Linked DNA regions of Homo sapiens: region 1 is linked to region 2. The links are chromatin loops, found by intact Hi-C in ENCODE. Cell type or tissue: IMR-90. All regions are shown on one strand. Each heading gives the region's core, and the rest is flanking DNA. Links, peaks and the distances in the headings are about the cores only. Region 1 overlaps AZIN2 (antizyme inhibitor 2). Region 2 overlaps ZNF362 (zinc finger protein 362).

Region 1 (8,336 bases), core at 103-8,102, 180 kb after region 2:
TTATTTTACTATTTGTGTTAAATTTTTTCTAATAAACATTCTATTTCTATAAGACTATATATATATATATGTAATAAAGATAATCTATAACAGCAGAGCACAAAAGAAAGTAACAGATTTCCTTCCTATTAATTACAGCAAACTTAGTTAAAACAAAATAGTGTGTCAAAACTTCTATGAAAGAATAACAAAGAATTACAAAACTAAAACAATAAACCAATAGAGTGAAAAAATATTTGTATCAAACATCATATTAAATACATGCACACATGCATATGCAAGCTCATTTCTATGTGCAAGAAAAAACTTCAAGACCTCCCAAATTAAGTGAACAGAGGATATAAAAAGACATTGACATCAAAATAAATAAAACAATAAACAAAAACAAAATGGTTTATCCTTGTCAAAGACATAGAAATGAAAGAAACAATGGCCGGGTACAGTGGCTCATGCCTGTAATCAAAGCACTTTGGGAGGCCGAGGCGGGCAGATCACTTGAGGTCAGGAGTTCAAGACCAACCTGACCAACATGGTGAAATGCCGTCTCTACTAAAAATACAGAAATTAGCCAGGCATAGTGACGGGCGCCTGTAATCCCAGCTACTCGGGAAGCTGAGGCAGCAGAATCACTTGAACCCGGGAGGCAGAGGTTGCAGTGAGCCAAGACTGTAGCACTGCACTCCAGCCTGGGTGACAGAGTGAGACTCCATCTCAAAAAAAAAAAAAAAGATCTATTTAATTCCAACATATACTGAACCTACTGTATGCCAAGTTCCGTACTAGGGAAACAGATATGAACAGATGTGAGACCCTCAAGGGTCTCACAGTTTATTGAATGATTGATTCATCCATTCACAATTCATTCAACAGATATTTAGTGAGCACCTACTATATGCCAGGCACTGTGTCTGGTGCTGGGAACTCAGAGGAAACTAACTGGACAACGTGGCTGCCCTCATAGAGCCTACCTGCTAATGGAGAAGACAGACTATAGGCAAGTAAACAAAAACAAGATAATTAACAGATTACGATGGGTTGTGAAGAAAATAAGCAGGGTATCAAAATTATCTGACTAGGGGAGGTGAGCCTACTTTAGAGAGGGCAGTCAGGAAAGGCCTCCCTGACAAGGTGACATCTGAGCTGAGACATAAGAAAGAGAATACAGCAGCTGTCTCAGGGGTGAGTGGAAGAGCATTCTGGGCGAGCGAATGCAAAGGCCCTGAGAGCAGAAACAACTTAGGTGTTACAAAAACAGAAAGGAGAGGAATGGGACTGGAGCAGGTAAGTGGAGCTGAAAACAGGGACAGGAGTGAGGGCAGAGGTGCCTGGGAAGATGGCAGGAGCCTTGCTCGTTGTGGTAAGGAGTCTAGGTTTTATTCTGAGAGCAATGGGAAGCCACAGATGGTGTTAAGCAGAGGAGGGGCATAATCTTTGGGATTTTAAAAGATCATTCTGTCTGCAGCGTGGAAAATGGGTGGTAAGCAGGTAGTAGTATGGGGGTGGAAAACCAGTTAATGGCTACTGCAGTAGCTCAAGCAGGAGGCAATGGTGGCTTGCATTAGGGTGGCGACAGAGGAAGAATTCACTGAAACCAAAATGTATTTTGGAACTACACTCAAGAATTGCAGGTGGACTGCATGTGGAAGGAGAGGGAAAGCAAAAATCAAGAATAATGCCAACTTTTTTAGCTTCAGCAGTTGGCTAGTGGCAGTGCTATTTAGTGAGAGAAGTTTGGGGTTGGAAATCAAGAGTTCAGTTCTGAACAAGTTAAACTTGAGATGTCTGTGAAATCCCAGTAGGAATCTCAAGCGGGTAGTTGGATGTGCAAGTCTGGAGCTCAGGGGTGTGATCCAGGATAGAGATAGAAATTTGGGAGTGATGATAGTATGGAAGATACTAAGAGCCTCAGTCTGGAAGCATTTACCTAGGAAGCGCATATAGACAGAGAAGATCAAGGACTGAGGCCTGAGACAGTCAGCACTTAAAGGGTGAGCAGGAGAAGTGCCAAGGAGACAAGGTGAGAACAGCAGAAGAGTAGCCAAGGCCCAGGATGTTGCCACAGAAGCCAGGAGAGGTGAGCATGAAAACAGAGGAGGACCAGCTGCTGGGACAGAAGAGCCATATGGAAGAGCTAGCAGCGTGGAAGTGACTTTCAAGAGCATCTTCCATGGCATCATGGAACAGGTACCTGACTGGAGAGGTTGGAAGGGCTAAGGGAGCTGAGTGAGCAGGGGCAGTGGGTACAGACCACTCGGTGGAGAAATTCAGACATGAAGGGGAACACCAACTTACAAAGTCCCTGGAAGAAGTTCCGGGAAACACATTTGGCCAGTAAATATACAAAGAGACATCCAGCTTTGCTAGTGATGAGGGAAATGCAAATCAAGACACAATGAGATATCATTTTACATCCATTCCACTGGGAAAATGTTTTCAGTCTGGCAATACTCCATGCTGGAGAAAATGCAGAGCCACCGAGTCTCTTACACACTGCTGGTGGGATTGTCAGTACAACACTTCAGAAAATTGTTTGGCATTTTCTCATGAAGCCAAACATTCACATGCCCTATACCCAGCCATTCCACTCCTTGCTCACTCATCAGAGAGAGGGAAACAAGAATTCACAGCAGCAGTATTCACAGTAGCAAAAACCCAAAGACAGTCCAAATGCCTTGAGAGGAGAATGGACAAATAAACTGCAGCATACTCACCAAAAGAGCGCTACACGGCAATGAAATGAATGGACTCTAGAGACATGTAGCAGGGTGAGTGGTTCTTAGACTGTGATATGAGGGAGAAAAAGCCCAAACAGGTTACATGCATCAAAATACCTTTTTATAAAGCAAAAAAACAAATATAATAAATTATAAATACACTCGAGGAATAGATTTAGATGTGATAAACCTATACTGAAAAAGAAAGCCAGAGAATGATAATGCATGAGTCAAGATAGTGACGACTTTGCATGGAAGGCAATGTAGGTTAAATAATAAGGATGCTTATTACTCTAAAAGGAAAACAAAGACAAGATCTCCCATGGAGTATTTTTATTCCAAAGCTGATTGAGATGCTATTCAAACCTCTAAATCTACCTAATTTCAAAAAAAAAAAAAAAAATACCAGGCAGAGAAACATGTTCAAAAGCACCAAAGGGAAATTCAGGAAATTCACCAATCAGGAAAATCAAGAATGCAGGAAACTCCACAGGAAAAACAACTCAGTTTAAAATTACCAAAGAAAACAAACAAACAAAACAGACTTAAAAAGAGGGTGGGGGCCAGGCACAGTGGTTCATGCCTGTAATCCCAGCACTTTGGGAGGCTGAGGCTGGACAATCGCTTGGGGCTGGGAGTTCTCAACCCGCCTAGACAACACAGGGAGATTGCATCTCTACAAAAAAGAAAAAGAAGAAAAGAGTATGGGGAAACCAATGGGTTAAGAGAGAGACATGGTGCCGGGCCCAGTGGCTCACACCTGTAATCCCAGCACTTTGGGAGGCCGAGCCAGATGGATCACTTGAGGTCAGGAGTTTGAGACCAGCCTGGCCAGCATGGCAAAACCTCATCTCTACTAAAAATACAAAAATTAGCCAGGCATGGTGGCACACACCTGTAATCCCAGCTACTCGGGAGGCTGAGGCAGGAGAGAAGCTTGAACCTAGGAGGCAGAGGTTGCAGTGAGCCGAGATCACACCACTGAACTCTAGCCTAGGCAACAGAGTGAGACTCTGTCTCAAAAAAAAAAGAGAGAGAGAGAGATGGCAACCAAATGCACCATGCAGACCTTCTTTGCCTCCTGATTTCAGCAAGTTAATATAAAAACCATTATGAGACAGTTGGGGATAGCTCAACACCGATGATGGGGGATACTATGGAATTATTCATTTTTTAATTTGATAATGGAATTGTGATTTTTTAAGTTCCTTATTTTTTAGAAACATGTACAGTACTAAAATATGTTTTAAAAGCTCCAATAATATTTGTTCTGTACTTTTCTCATACATGGTTGTAGCTTGTATACTAATCACACACACACACACACACACACACGTGTTTCTATCCAACAGGACTGTACTTCCAAAGCACAGACAATTCCTCTGCAGACCTCAGCACGGTGCTTTGAGTATTGAGAGTACTGCTTTGAGAGTACTGAATTATTTGCTGAATTTATAAAAATAAAAACCAAAAAGAAACACACAAAAAAGGGCCAAGCATGGTGCAATAAGAAGTATATCTTGAGCCAAGGATTATGTTTCATACAACTTTTTTTCTTTTCTTTCTTTTTTTTTTTTTTGAGACAGAGTCTTACTCTGTCGCCCAGGCTGGAGTGCAATGGCACAGTCTTGGATCACTGCAACCTCCGCCTCCCAGGCTCAGGTTACTCTCCTGCCTTAGCCTCCCAAGTAGCTGCGATCACAGGCATGTGCCATCATGCCCGGCTAATTTTTGGATTTTTAGTAGAGACAGGGTTTCACCATGTTGGCTAGACTGGTCTCGAACTCCTGACTTCAGGTATCCAACCACCTCTGCCTCCCAAAGTGCTGAGATTACAGGCTTGAGCCACCACGCCTGGCCTCATACAACTTTTTATACCCAGGTCTAAACACAAAGTCCCTGGGAAGGAAGAGCAGGTATGCAAAGAAAGATGCCAAAACTAATACTTGTAAGGGGACCTTCTTTGGGAAAGAAGGTACGGATACCCCCAGCCAGGCTGAATCCCTCTGACACACACTCCCAGCACCACAGGAGTTAACTTATTATGTGTATTGTCATCTATGCAATGTCTTATTCCACCGCCAGGCTGTGGGCCCCACTCTGGAGGCGCTCACGTGGCCAAACTTGAAAAGCAGTTAAGAGCCTAAAGGAAGAAACCGCAGCATCGTTCAGGGGAGGAACAGCACAGACCACAAAGAGAGTCAAACATCCCAGTGCCCAAGTCAGGAATGCCAACTAGAGATCAGCCAAAGCAAAGATCCCGGTGGGGGGCGTGGCAGTGGGCTGGGACCATCATCTCCTCTTCTGAGGAGCCAATGAAGGGAGTGGAGTGGGTGAGAGCCAGCATGCAACAGGAAGACGAGTACTGGAGAGGCAGAGTAACGGGGACTCAACAGCTGCCCGCTCTGTAAGCTGGCTGGCCTGGTCCCTTCTCAGTGCAGTAGGATGTGGGCTACCACAAGAATGCAGGCAATGCTAGTGCGTCAGAGTAGAGAGCTCAGCATTCCTCAGCACCTTGGGGAGGCCTACTCTGACCAGCAGATGTAACCACATTTAACCATGGAGTGAGGCTCCATCAAGCACATCTAGGGTGCCTGGGTACCTGGAGGAAGGAGGGAGGGAGAGAGGGGTTCCCTAGGCCAGCACAGGGATAAGGGGCAGGAAGAGCCACAAAGTGGAGTTGATTTTCAAGACCCCTCTGACTGACTTTTGAAAAACTGGATAGGTTGGGAAGGGAAGGAAAAACATAATGAGTGCTAGTTAGGCACTTCAAGGCATGCAAGGAAAGTTTCTTTCCAGGAAGAGGGGCTGCACAAAGGTCAAGAGATGGGAAGAGGCCAGGCATGGTGGCTCGTGCCTGTAATCCCAGCACTTTGGGAGGCCAAAGTTGGTGGATGATTTGAGGTCAAGGGTTAGAGACCAGCCTGGACAACATGGTTGAAACCCCGCCTCTACTAAAAATACAAAAATTAGCCAGGCATGGTGGCGGGTGCCTATAGTCCCACCTACTCGGGAGGCTGAGGCAGGAGAATCACTTGAACTCAGGAGGTGGAGGTTGCAGTGAGCCGAGATCACACCACTGCACTCCAGCCTGGTTGACGGAGTAAGACTCCATCTCAAAAAAAAAAAGAGAGAGAGAGATAGGAAGACACAATGGAGAGGGGAAGATAAAATGATGTCTGGTTTTCTTTATCCTCTCAAAGATGCCCATTAAAATTGCTGGAGGCCCTGGGCTGGGTTCCACAGGCTAGGAGGAATGTTTTATGTATTCCTGTTCCCCTGTTATTACAGAAAAACCCACTGTATATGAACTGTTTCTACTTCCAGGAATTTACCACAGAGCTGAAACCTCAACATATATTCACAGTGCTCAAAAAGAGGAAACCAAATAGCCAACCACTAGAGTTAGATTGGTTAAAATACAAAAGCATGTTGTCAAAGATCAGTTAATGGCATGGAAAGAGCTACACCCCATATAAATGGAAAAAGCAGGTTACAAAACAATATGATTCCAATGTCATGAAAAAAGTATAAGGCATTTTTTAAAATATGTAATGCTCAAAGAGTGTGGTGGGATTATGGGTGATAACCTTCGTCATCCTTGTTGTCTATTATCGACAATAAATATGTTTGACTTTTTAAAAATTAGATAAAAACACAACAAATGTTATTGAAATACACACACACAACTGAAAACAGGCCCACGTGGGGTAAGCTCACCTTCTGCAGGATGGGGGTAGGGCAGATGTTGTCAAACAGGACTGAGTTGAAGATCCCATACACGCCCTCATCAAGGTGGTACACGATGGTCTTGGAGGTGGAACCATTTTCCTCTGCAGGAGGGGAGGGTTCAGAGGCAGCACAAGTAGCAATGTGAGGGGGTGGTAGTGGGGCTGACACAACAGTGGGCTCAGTAAGGAAGCAAAATGGCTACCCATTCCTCAACCATGAGGCGAGGCCTACAACAAAAGCCATCAGCAGCCATCCTTCCAATGACATGGGTTCACTGCCGTGTTAGGAACACTCACCCCTGCAGCCAAGCAACCTGCCCAGGATGCACTCCCCTGCTTGCATCTGAGCCCCTAGGTGCCCCAGCAAAGGCAGAAGAGCAGCCCACCCAAACTCAAGACCCCAAAAGGTTAAGCCACTTGCTCAGAGGCACATGATAGGGCAGTGGATGAGCCAGAATGAGAAGCCAGGTCTCTTGATTGGATCAGACGGGACAATCCCCCAGGTCTATAAAGGAAGCCAGAAGAATGCCACACACGAACACAGGACATTCTACCTGGAGCCCACCACCCTTCACATGAATTCTCTCTGGGGAAAAGCGCACAGTCCTGAGGCTCCCCTGCATGAGGGTCCCAGAGCAGAGGGCAAGCCTCAAGATCAGAGTCCCTGACACCTGTCACTCACAGGCTGCTATCCCTGACCTATCTGGAAGGGGAGGGAAGAGCACTGATGTTGGTGATGTGGGCCCAGAAGCGCTGAGTCAGCCTAACCTGAACTTGAATCCCCACACTGCCCCTTATCAGCCATGTGACCTTGGGCTAATGACTCAGCCTCCCCCTGCCTATGTTGTCATCTGTAAAGTGGACTCAAACAAATGTAAGCTGTCATTAATTATTTTCATTATATTATGAGAAGCAGTAGGGTGAGTAGGAGCCTGTATTTTGGAGAGGAGACAGACATGGGGTCAAATGCAGGCTCTTACTAGCTATTAAGCAGTTCACTTGTATTCTCTTTGGTTCTCGGTTTCCTCATCTGTAAAATGGGGTCAACAGAGTATCTATTCTCTCTAAGGTTGTTTTGCTCTCAATCTTCACAAAATATGAACATGCCTAGGAAAAAAGATGCTAAATAAATGTCTTGGGGTGGGGCGACTTGACTGAAAGTTTCCCTAAAGCAAGAACCCATTCATTCTCCAGATTCCCCCATCCTCTGCCACTGGGTCTAAAACCAGATCCTGCTCAGCCAACCACTATCTGAAGCTTCAGGGGAGAACAGGGCTCCACTGCCCACCTGGCACCTACCCTCCCTGCCAGGCTGGTCTAGCAGAACCTCCTTCTTGGCAATGATGCTGACTGCCACAGTGAAGGCCGAGGTCACGTAGTAGCGCCCCAGCTCAGCAAAGATGTCCACGCCACAGCCCTCTGGGAAGTACAGGTCCAAGGCTGAGTTGATCACGGAAGCAATCTGGTAGGAGGAGAATGGGGAGACAATTATGTGTTTGAAATGTGGGCTTTATGCTGAAGACTTGCTACAGCTCCAAGTCTATTTCTTGAAAGCTGCTTTGATTTCCGGAAGAAGGATTTGGCAGCTGCTAAGGCCCCAGCTGATAACTGTGGACAGCTGGCCAAGAAGGTAGGAGGGGGACAGAGCTGGGTAGAGAGCCTCGTGCTTGTGTAAATCACCCTCCTCCATGGCCCCACAATGGGAAGGAGTCCTCTTCATATCACACTTGGTACTCAGATTCCAGAAGCCCTGATGTGGATCTTTCTTTCATAAATAACCAGTTTGTTAAATACAGTTGACCCTTAAACAACACAGGTTTGAACCGTGTGGGTCCACTTATGCATGGATTTTCTTCTGCCTCTGCCACCCTGAGACAGCAAGACCAAGCCC
Region 2 (8,336 bases), core at 287-8,286:
CTCAATTCTAACATCAGAATCCTCTCTCTGTAGGGCATCTTCCCACTAGGGGAGCACCCAGCCCCAGCTCCCACATCTGCGGCGATGGGAAGTCCACCCCTGACTCTAGGTGGTCACGCTTCTTTTTTTTTTTTTTTTTTTGAGACAGAGTCTCGCTCTATCGCCGAGGCTGGAGTGCAGTGGCACAATCTCAGCTCACTGCAACCTCCGCCTCCCCAGTTCAGCGATTATCCTGCCTCAGCCTCCCAAGTAGCTGGGACTACAGGCCTGTGCCACTGTGCTCGGCTAATTTTTTTGTATTTTTAGTAGACCACCATGGTTCAAGACCACGTCAGCCAGGCTAGTCTCAAACTCCTGACCTCAAGTAATCCACTCACCTCAGCCTCCTAAAGTGCTGGGATTACAGGAATGAGCCACCACCGCACCCGGCTGGTGGTCACTCCTCTTTAGGCAGCACAAGGAAGCTGAGCTGAAGCTAGTGGCCCTGGACTACCCCACTTCACCCCCCACTGTCCCAGTCCCACCCAGGGGCTCCAAAGACTTGCTCTTCTCTCTTGCCTGGCACTGCCATCCCCAAGTGCTTCTTCTGCAGCCTGATGCCCCAGCCCTTCCTTCTTTCTGAACTGGGCTGCTTCTTGGTGCTCTGCACTCAAATCTTGCTTCTGCCACCTCTTAGCCGGGTAACCTGGGGCAGGTGACTCTGCCTCCCTCAGCCTCAGTTTCCCCCTCTCTAAAATGGGGATAATAGACTATAAGAATTTAATGGGTGTTCATAAAATATTTTTGCAGTGTTAGTTTTTAATACATTAATTTCTATTTAAGTTAAGCAACTTATGAAAACAGAGGAAACGTATTCAATGTTTCAATAAAATTATTAAGGATTCATGAATTATCACTTTTATTTCTCAGCCATGATATGGCTTTTGGCATGTCGTGTTTTTTAACTAAAACAATGGTCATAGATATATGAAGGTTAAACATTCCTTGAGAGGATTCCCCCTCTGTGGCATTTTTCAAATTCATTATCTCTTATGAAGAAATAACAAATTCACACTGTACAGGGATTTTATGGACACCTTGTATATTAAAACACCTTAAGCAGGACCTGGCACACAGAAGTTCTTTAATAAGGAATAGTTGTCGTTGTTATTAGCATTATTATCAGACTTGAAAAAACTAAAAGGACACTTTCCCCTGCTGCAATGATCATTAGGCATGTACATAACATCACTCTGTCAGGAAAAGAAAAACAAAAACAAAACCCCTTTGCACCCTGAATAAACAGACAAATCCAGAGTCACTCTGTCTAGTTCTAGTTCCACAAATAGATAAAACTTTCAGCCATTTCCTATAACTTAACTTCCTCCCAAAACAATGGTTGGTTTGTTTGTTGTTTGTTTGTTTAGATAGGATCTCTGTCACCCAGGCTGCAGTGCAGTGGCGTGATCTCAGCTCACTGCAGCCTCTACCTCCTGGGTTCAAGGAATCCTCCCACCTCAGTCTCCTGAGTAGCTGGAGCTACAACACATGCTACCACACTCGGCTAACTTTTTAATTTTCTGTAGAGATGGGTCTCAACATGTTGCCCAGGCCAGTCTCAGACTCCTGGTCTCAAGCCCTGACTCCCACACTGTGATATCTGCAGGTACAGACGACCCTTACACATACACTAACTGCACGAGACAATGCTGGTTTTCTACCATGAACAGACTAACAAGAACAGAAAATGTTCTATTTTCTCTATAAATCCATGTGGTGTTTATTATGTAGAGGGCTGATCCTTCTGAAGCCTGGACTTGTTCAACACTTTGCAAGTCCCTCACTTTGCTTGTGCCTTCCTTTCACGCTGCAGGCCAATTAAGATGCTCCAACGCCACTCAACCGCCTCACTCCGACCATGCTCCCAAGCACAACCTTCTCAACTCCCAGGGTGGATCTTGCTTGCCCTCTTGCTAACTCTACCTCTATTGCTTGACCGGGGCTGGCTCTGTTTTGGACATGACCTTCTTTTATGCCCTTCATTAGTGGCTGTAACATTGGGAAGATGGATTTGATTATATGATCTGATGCCTGGTTCTCTGCCAAGGGACAAATAAGTAGGAAAGGGCCTCCGTCAAATAGCAGAGGACAAGGAATCTGGAATCTGGTTGTTTCTTCAGCTTTGGCTTTGTTTGTTTGTTTGTCTAAAGAATCCTGGGAGTTCTGGGCATGTGGGACACTCGCCTCTTTGCCACTGAGTTAGGACATATCAGTTTAATTATATGTGCAAGCGTCTAGTGACTTATAAACTGTCTTCCAAATGTTGATAGAATCCTCTTTTGTTGTTTGTTTGGTTTCCTGCCATTATGAACTCAAATTAGTCCAAAAGAGAGAGAGAGAGGGAAAAAAAAAATTGTGCCCTCAGGAATGGAGAATAATCCCTGAGTCAAAGAACATTCTGGCAAAATATTCTCCTCTCCTTCAAAGGCCTGTTAATTTTTTGTTGCTTTTTTTTTGGTCATGTTCTCAAATAATATTTTTAAACAAAGTCTACTTCTTGGAAAAAAAAAACAGAATTCTTCATCATTATTATCACTTGCTCTTGTGTTTATTAGCTTGCCTGTTCTGTCAACTTTGTGCTGTCGCCTTTCTCAGATCCAGGTCCCCACTCAGAAAGATAAAATTGTCAAGGTGCAAATGCAAATACAATTGCTCTTGGCATTTCCAGACGGCTGCTGGGCAACACCAAAGATTTGCTCCCTTGTTTTACAAAAGGAGGGATGCTTACAATGATTGGGTTTTGTATTCTTCTTTTTTTGTTGTTTTTTGTTTTTTTGTTTTTTGAGACAGGGTCTTGCTCTGTCACCCAGGCTGGAGTGCAGTGGTGCGATCTCAGCTCACCGCAACCTCCGCCTCCCAGGTTCAAATGATTCTCCTGCCTTGGCCTCCTAAGTAGCTGGAATTACAGGCACCCGCCACCACACCTGGCTAATTTTTGTATTTTTAGTAAAGACAGGGTTTCACCATGTTGACCAGGCTGGTCTCAAACTCCTGACCTCAAGTGATTCACCCACCTTGGCCTCCCAAAGTGCTGTGATTACAGGCGTGAGCCATGGCACCCGGCCTATGTATTCTCCATGGTTTTAATTAGCCAAACACTAGAGTGACAGCTGCCCTACAAAGTTTGTAGCGTAAGAAAGTTGGCAAATAAAAAGAGAAACTCAACCTCCCTGGGTTAATTTTATACATACATAAACATATAATATGTATAACATATAATATGTTCTTGTGCACTTTTTAAGATGGACCAAAAAAACCTAATCTAATGCACAGAGGCTGGCATAACAAGCATCAACAAAGACATTTCTTTAAGAAGATTTTGTCTCTAGATTTAGAATGCCCTAAACAATTAGTGATAATGCTTTATGGGATTAAAAGACCCTGAAGATGGGCCAGTGCGCTTGCTGCCAATAACATTTTTTTGTTGTTGGTGAGATGGGGTCTTGCTCTGTCACCCAGGCTGCAGTGCAGTGGCATGATCTCGGCTCACTGCAACCTCTGCCTCCCGGGTTCAAGTGATTCTCCTGTCTCAGCCTCCCGAGTAGATGGGACTACAGGCATGCACCACCACACTCGGCTAATTTTTGTACTTTTAGTAGAGACGGAGTTTGACCATGTTGGCCAGGTTGGTCTCGAACTCCTGACCTCAAGTGATCCACCTGTCTCAGCTTCCCAAAGTGTTGGGATTACAGGGGTGAGCCACCGTGCCAGCCTACCATGTTTTTAATTTGAAAAATTGATCATGATTATACCTTAATAGAGGACTCCATTGTCCTCCATTGTGATATTGTTGATTATTACAATTAACTAAGCAGAATCATTTGTTCTAGTCAACAGGTCTGATTTTTACCCTCACACTTGCTTAATTAAAGGCCTCTGCTTTGAGCTAGAAAAGACAAATGCATACAGGCTGCCACGTTGACATCCTCTTCTTGACCAGACACTGCCAGAGGCCAAGGTAGGCTCCAAGAGTCCTTGCTCCAGAAGTAGATAACTTTGAAAGCAGGCTAACTAACCCAGGATCAGAGGAACAGGAATTTTTCCCCAGGACTGGATGAAACTGATTTCACCCTTAATGTTCTAATTTTCTAAAGGTCTTTTTTTTTCTTTATTACTGTCGCTAATCCTCAATTTAGGAGGCTGTATTCAATAAACTGGAATAAAATATTCCTAAAATGGTGCCTTCTTCCTTCTTCCAACTAACTCTTCAGAATTCTGGGGGTGAGGGTGGGAGGGGGACTATAAAAACCTAACATAGATATGAAATAATAAATCATCAAGGAAATGTTCAAATAATCATTCTATTGAAAACAACAAATGTAATTGGCCTTATCTACAAAACTACTAGGAATAATAGCTAAAAACTCTTCAAAGTACCTTTGCTGAGACCCTTTTCTTTTACGATCATTAGTTCTGTAAACAGGATCTGTAAGAATCTGTCCTCCTTCCTAACAGGATATAATTGGGTAAATCAAATTTGTAACCATGGCTGTGCCAGAAATGTCACAGTTAAAGACAAATTTCATTTAATTAGGCATGACAAGCCTGAGAGTAAGAAACAAGGACTGCACTTCAAAAGTGGGAATGAGGCCTCCCCGGGCCTCCAGGAAACCGGACTGGACCTGCTTATGGCTTGTGGAATTTCAGCCTTTAAGGTTATAAAAAGACATCAATCTCTGCTTGTTCAGAAACACTGACAAACGAAGATTCTCCAAAAAAAGGGTAACCGCCACATTACACGTTGTATAGGCACAATCTGGCAGAGGTGAATTGGATGGTTCTAGGTTCCTGATCTCTAATAATATAAAATTTTTTCACATACATACACACATACACAATTCTGGCCTGGAGGCCTTACAAAGTCTCCTAACAGAGTTAACTCTCAAGCTTTTCTATCAAATGCTCTTTAAGAACCATACAACTGGGAGGACTTTATCAATCAACACCTTGTTACATACATCTCTGTACATAAACCTGGCCAAATTTTTTAAAAATCAAAGTAGCAACAAAATCAGAAAATTGCTGAAACTAACTTACATGGTCAGACTTGTGCCTTGGGAGGCATGGTAACGAGAAAACAGACTGACACCTGGCCCTGCTGCCATTGTACCATTTTATTCTTTTATTATTTTTTTTCTTTTGAGACAGGGTCTCACTCTGTCCCCCAGGCTGGAGTGCAGTGGTGTGACATCAGCTCACTGAAGCCTCGACCTCCTGAGTTCAAGCAATCGATCCTCCCACCTCAGCCTCCCAAGTAGCCGGGACTACAGGCATGCACCATTACTCCCAGCTAATTTTGTATTTTTCTGTAGCAATGGGGTTTTGCCATGTTGCTGGTCTCGAACTCCTGAGTTCAAGTGATCAACCCATCTCAGCCTCCCAAAGTGCTAGAATTACAGGCATGAGCCACTGAGCCCAGCCTGCCATTTGATTCTTACTATCATACCCACATATCATGTCCCAAAGTCAGAGAAATAGACAAGGTAAAACATCTTGCACCCAGGGATAAAGGATTCAAAGACAATGGAGATAAACGAATAAATGACAAAAACAAAAAAAGCAAATAAAAAATAGAGCCCTTCTCATGGTGGCACACGCCTGTAATCCCAGCTACTTGGGAAGCTGAGGAGGCAGAGGTTGCAGTGATCCGAGATCATGACACTGCACTCCAGCCTGGGCAATAGAGTGAGACTCTGTCTCAAAAAAATAGAGCCCTTCTGTATAGTATTAGTCCTCAAAACAGAAAAAACCTTGAATTCTTTCTGTAAATTACAAACTCCACAACAAAAACCAGTTTTATCCCTGACTTTTACAATGCTGATATTGGCAAACACGTGACAATGCTCACACAGATGATCATCGTCATGTGAGAAAACGGTGCTGCTTCCCCTCTGAACAGAGGGACTGCAATCTTGGTAATCTTTGGCTTGTTTTTAAAAATACCAATGGTATTTTTATTTGGTGAGCCAGTCTTTCTGATGTCTATACCCTCCTGCACAAACTTTTTTTTTTTTTTTTCTCTTGAGACAGAGTTTCACTCTTGTCATCCAGGCTGGAGTGCAATGGCGCAATCTCGGCTCACTGCAGCCTCCATCTCCTGGGTTCAAGCGAGTCTCCTGCCTAAGCCTCCCAAGTAGCTGGGATTACAGACGCCCACCACCACACCCAGCTAATTTTTGTATTTTTAGTAGAGATGGGGTTTCGCCACGTTGGCCAGGCTGGTCATGAACTCCTGACCTCAGGTGATCCACCCGCCTCAGCCTCCTAAAGTGCTGGGATTACAGGTGTGAGCCACCGCACCCAGCCACAAATTTTTCTTAAAGCATTTATAGCTTTGAGTCTCCCTTTCACACACTCAACTAGACTGTATGCCCCACGAAGGCAGAGATTTTCGTCTGTTTTCTTCCTTGCTGTATCCTCAACATCTAGAATAGTGTCTGGCATAGAGTAAAAGTTTCTATAAGTATTTGTTAAATGGATGAATCATATGCTCTGTAAAAACCAGTTATATTTATTCCAAAATATTTAATAATTGCTTATTTTGTGCCACAAACTGGGGATATGGAAATGGAGGAGACTGAGCTCTTGCCTTCAAGAACTCCCAGTAGATTGAGTGAGGTGGGCAGATAAAGAGACACGGGCGTGACAGCCTACCACTGCTATGATGGACATGCACAGAGCCCTGTGGGGACACAGAGGTCGGGTCCCTCACCCAGCTAGAGCAATCAGGGAGGGCTTCCTGGAGGAAGCTAGACTGAGAGAGGACAAGGGGATGGCCAGAGAAACAGGGAAAAGCGGGAGAGGGGTGTCTCTCTGGTAAAGGACACAGCATGTGCAAAGACCTAGAGATGAGAAACAGTGGGGACGGGGTGCAGTAACAACAGCTGAGGCCAGTGAGGTCCACAAGGGCCGTGACCCCGAGGGCAATGGGCACCTGGAGAAGGTCCTTGCCCCTCCTTGCACTGGCTCCATGTGCCAGGCCACGGGTGCTGAGCTGAGTCGGGCTGCAGCAGGGCAGCAGGCAGGCCACTCACCTGGTGTGCTGCTGGAGGTGGGAGAGCTGCCGGAAGGACTTATCACAGTAGGAGCAGTGGTAGGGCTTGACGCCCAGGTGGATGCGCAGGTGCTGGGCCAGGTAGGAGGCGTTGGCAAAGGACTTGGAGCAGTGCGGGCACTTGTGGGGCTTGGCCTCTGTGTGCGACTTGGAGTGGATCTGCATCTCTGACTTGGTGAAAAAGGTCAGTGGGCATACCTTACACCTGCGGAGCAAGAGACAGGTTCACGTGGGAAGATCCCCCAGACTGTCCATCTCAGGGGAGGCCTTCTACATCAGAGAGACCTTGCACCTGGGACAGGTCTTTCCTGTGATGAGCCCAAGAAGCACAGGACCACCTGGGAAAGACAGGGGACAGTCTCCCAGCCTGGGCACCCTTAAATCTGGAGGAGGAAGCTCTTGCCTGGGGGAACATTACAGAGCCTGGAGCATAGGTTACACCTCATAGGGAAGACAGGCCTGATCCTGGTGAGGGTTTGCCCAGGGCTATATCCCACGGTTCTGGGCAGGAGGCGCTACCACGTGAAGTAGTTCTCAACCAGGCTGCTCATTAGAATCATCTGGGGAGCGTCTAAGAAATACCAACGCCTGCCCCACCCTCCATACTTTCCATCCTCAGAAAATTAACTCAGAATTCCTGGAGATGCAGCCCTGGCATCCGCATTTTCTGAAAGCTCTTCAGGTGATTCTTTAAAATTGTTGTTGTTGTTGTTGTTGTTGTTTGAGACAGAGTCTCACCCTGTCACCCAGGTTGGAGTGCAGTGGCCCGACCTCGGCTCACTGCAGCCTCTGCCTCCCAAGTTCGAGTTATTCTCTTGCCTCAGCCTCCTGAGTAGCTAGGATTACAGGGGCGCACCACCATGCCCGGCTAACTTTTGTATTTTTTGTAGAGACGAGGTTTCACCATGCTGGCCAGGCTGGTCTCAAACTCCTGACCGCAGGTGATCCACCCGCCTTGGCCTCCCAAAGCGCTGGGATTACAGGGATGAGCCATTGTGCACGGCCTCTTCAGGTGATTCTAAGGTGGCCAGGGTTGAGAACACTGCTTAAAGGGAGGAGGAAACCGACTCTCACAACCCCAGGCTGTGGGGGTGGCTGCCAGCCACAGACCACACCTAAGGGTCCAAGCCTCTATTCCCCTCCCCAGCAGCCCTCCCCGAACTGGGACTTGGGATGTGGGTGGGGCTCTCCAGAAGGCCCCGCCCCTCTGGACCCTAGCCCTGCCCCTCAGCCCTAAGGGTCC

The links. Hi-C counts contacts between places; a loop is a spot of excess contacts. Peaks named below come from ENCODE experiments on the same cell type or tissue, not always from the same donor. Only the 100,000 strongest peaks of a DNase experiment are listed, where the experiment ranks them.
Region 1: it touches region 2 in a loop (2.9-fold over the local background); 14 of 110 quality-filtered maps call a loop at or near these places.

The regions. Positions count from the first base shown.
Region 1 is chr1:33,096,278-33,104,613 of GRCh38, reverse strand. AZIN2 (antizyme inhibitor 2) reads right to left here. Exons shown (of 12, transcript NM_052998.4): 9 at 7,745-7,907; 10 at 6,435-6,547. Among named protein-coding and RNA genes, the nearest start is that of AZIN2, 19 kb to the right of the region's middle. RefSeq lists an enhancer at 4,976-5,045. In IMR-90, for the core only: a CTCF peak has its summit at 4,795; DNase peaks (open chromatin) are centred at 5,043, 7,243 and 8,063; H3K27ac peaks cover 4,871 bases.
Region 2 is chr1:33,280,549-33,288,884 of GRCh38, reverse strand. It overlaps ZNF362 (zinc finger protein 362), which reads right to left. Exons shown (of 9, transcript NM_152493.3): 6 at 7,074-7,298. Among named protein-coding and RNA genes, the nearest start is that of ZNF362, 28 kb to the right of the region's middle. In IMR-90, for the core only: no CTCF peak of the experiment used is centred there; no DNase peak of the experiment used is centred there.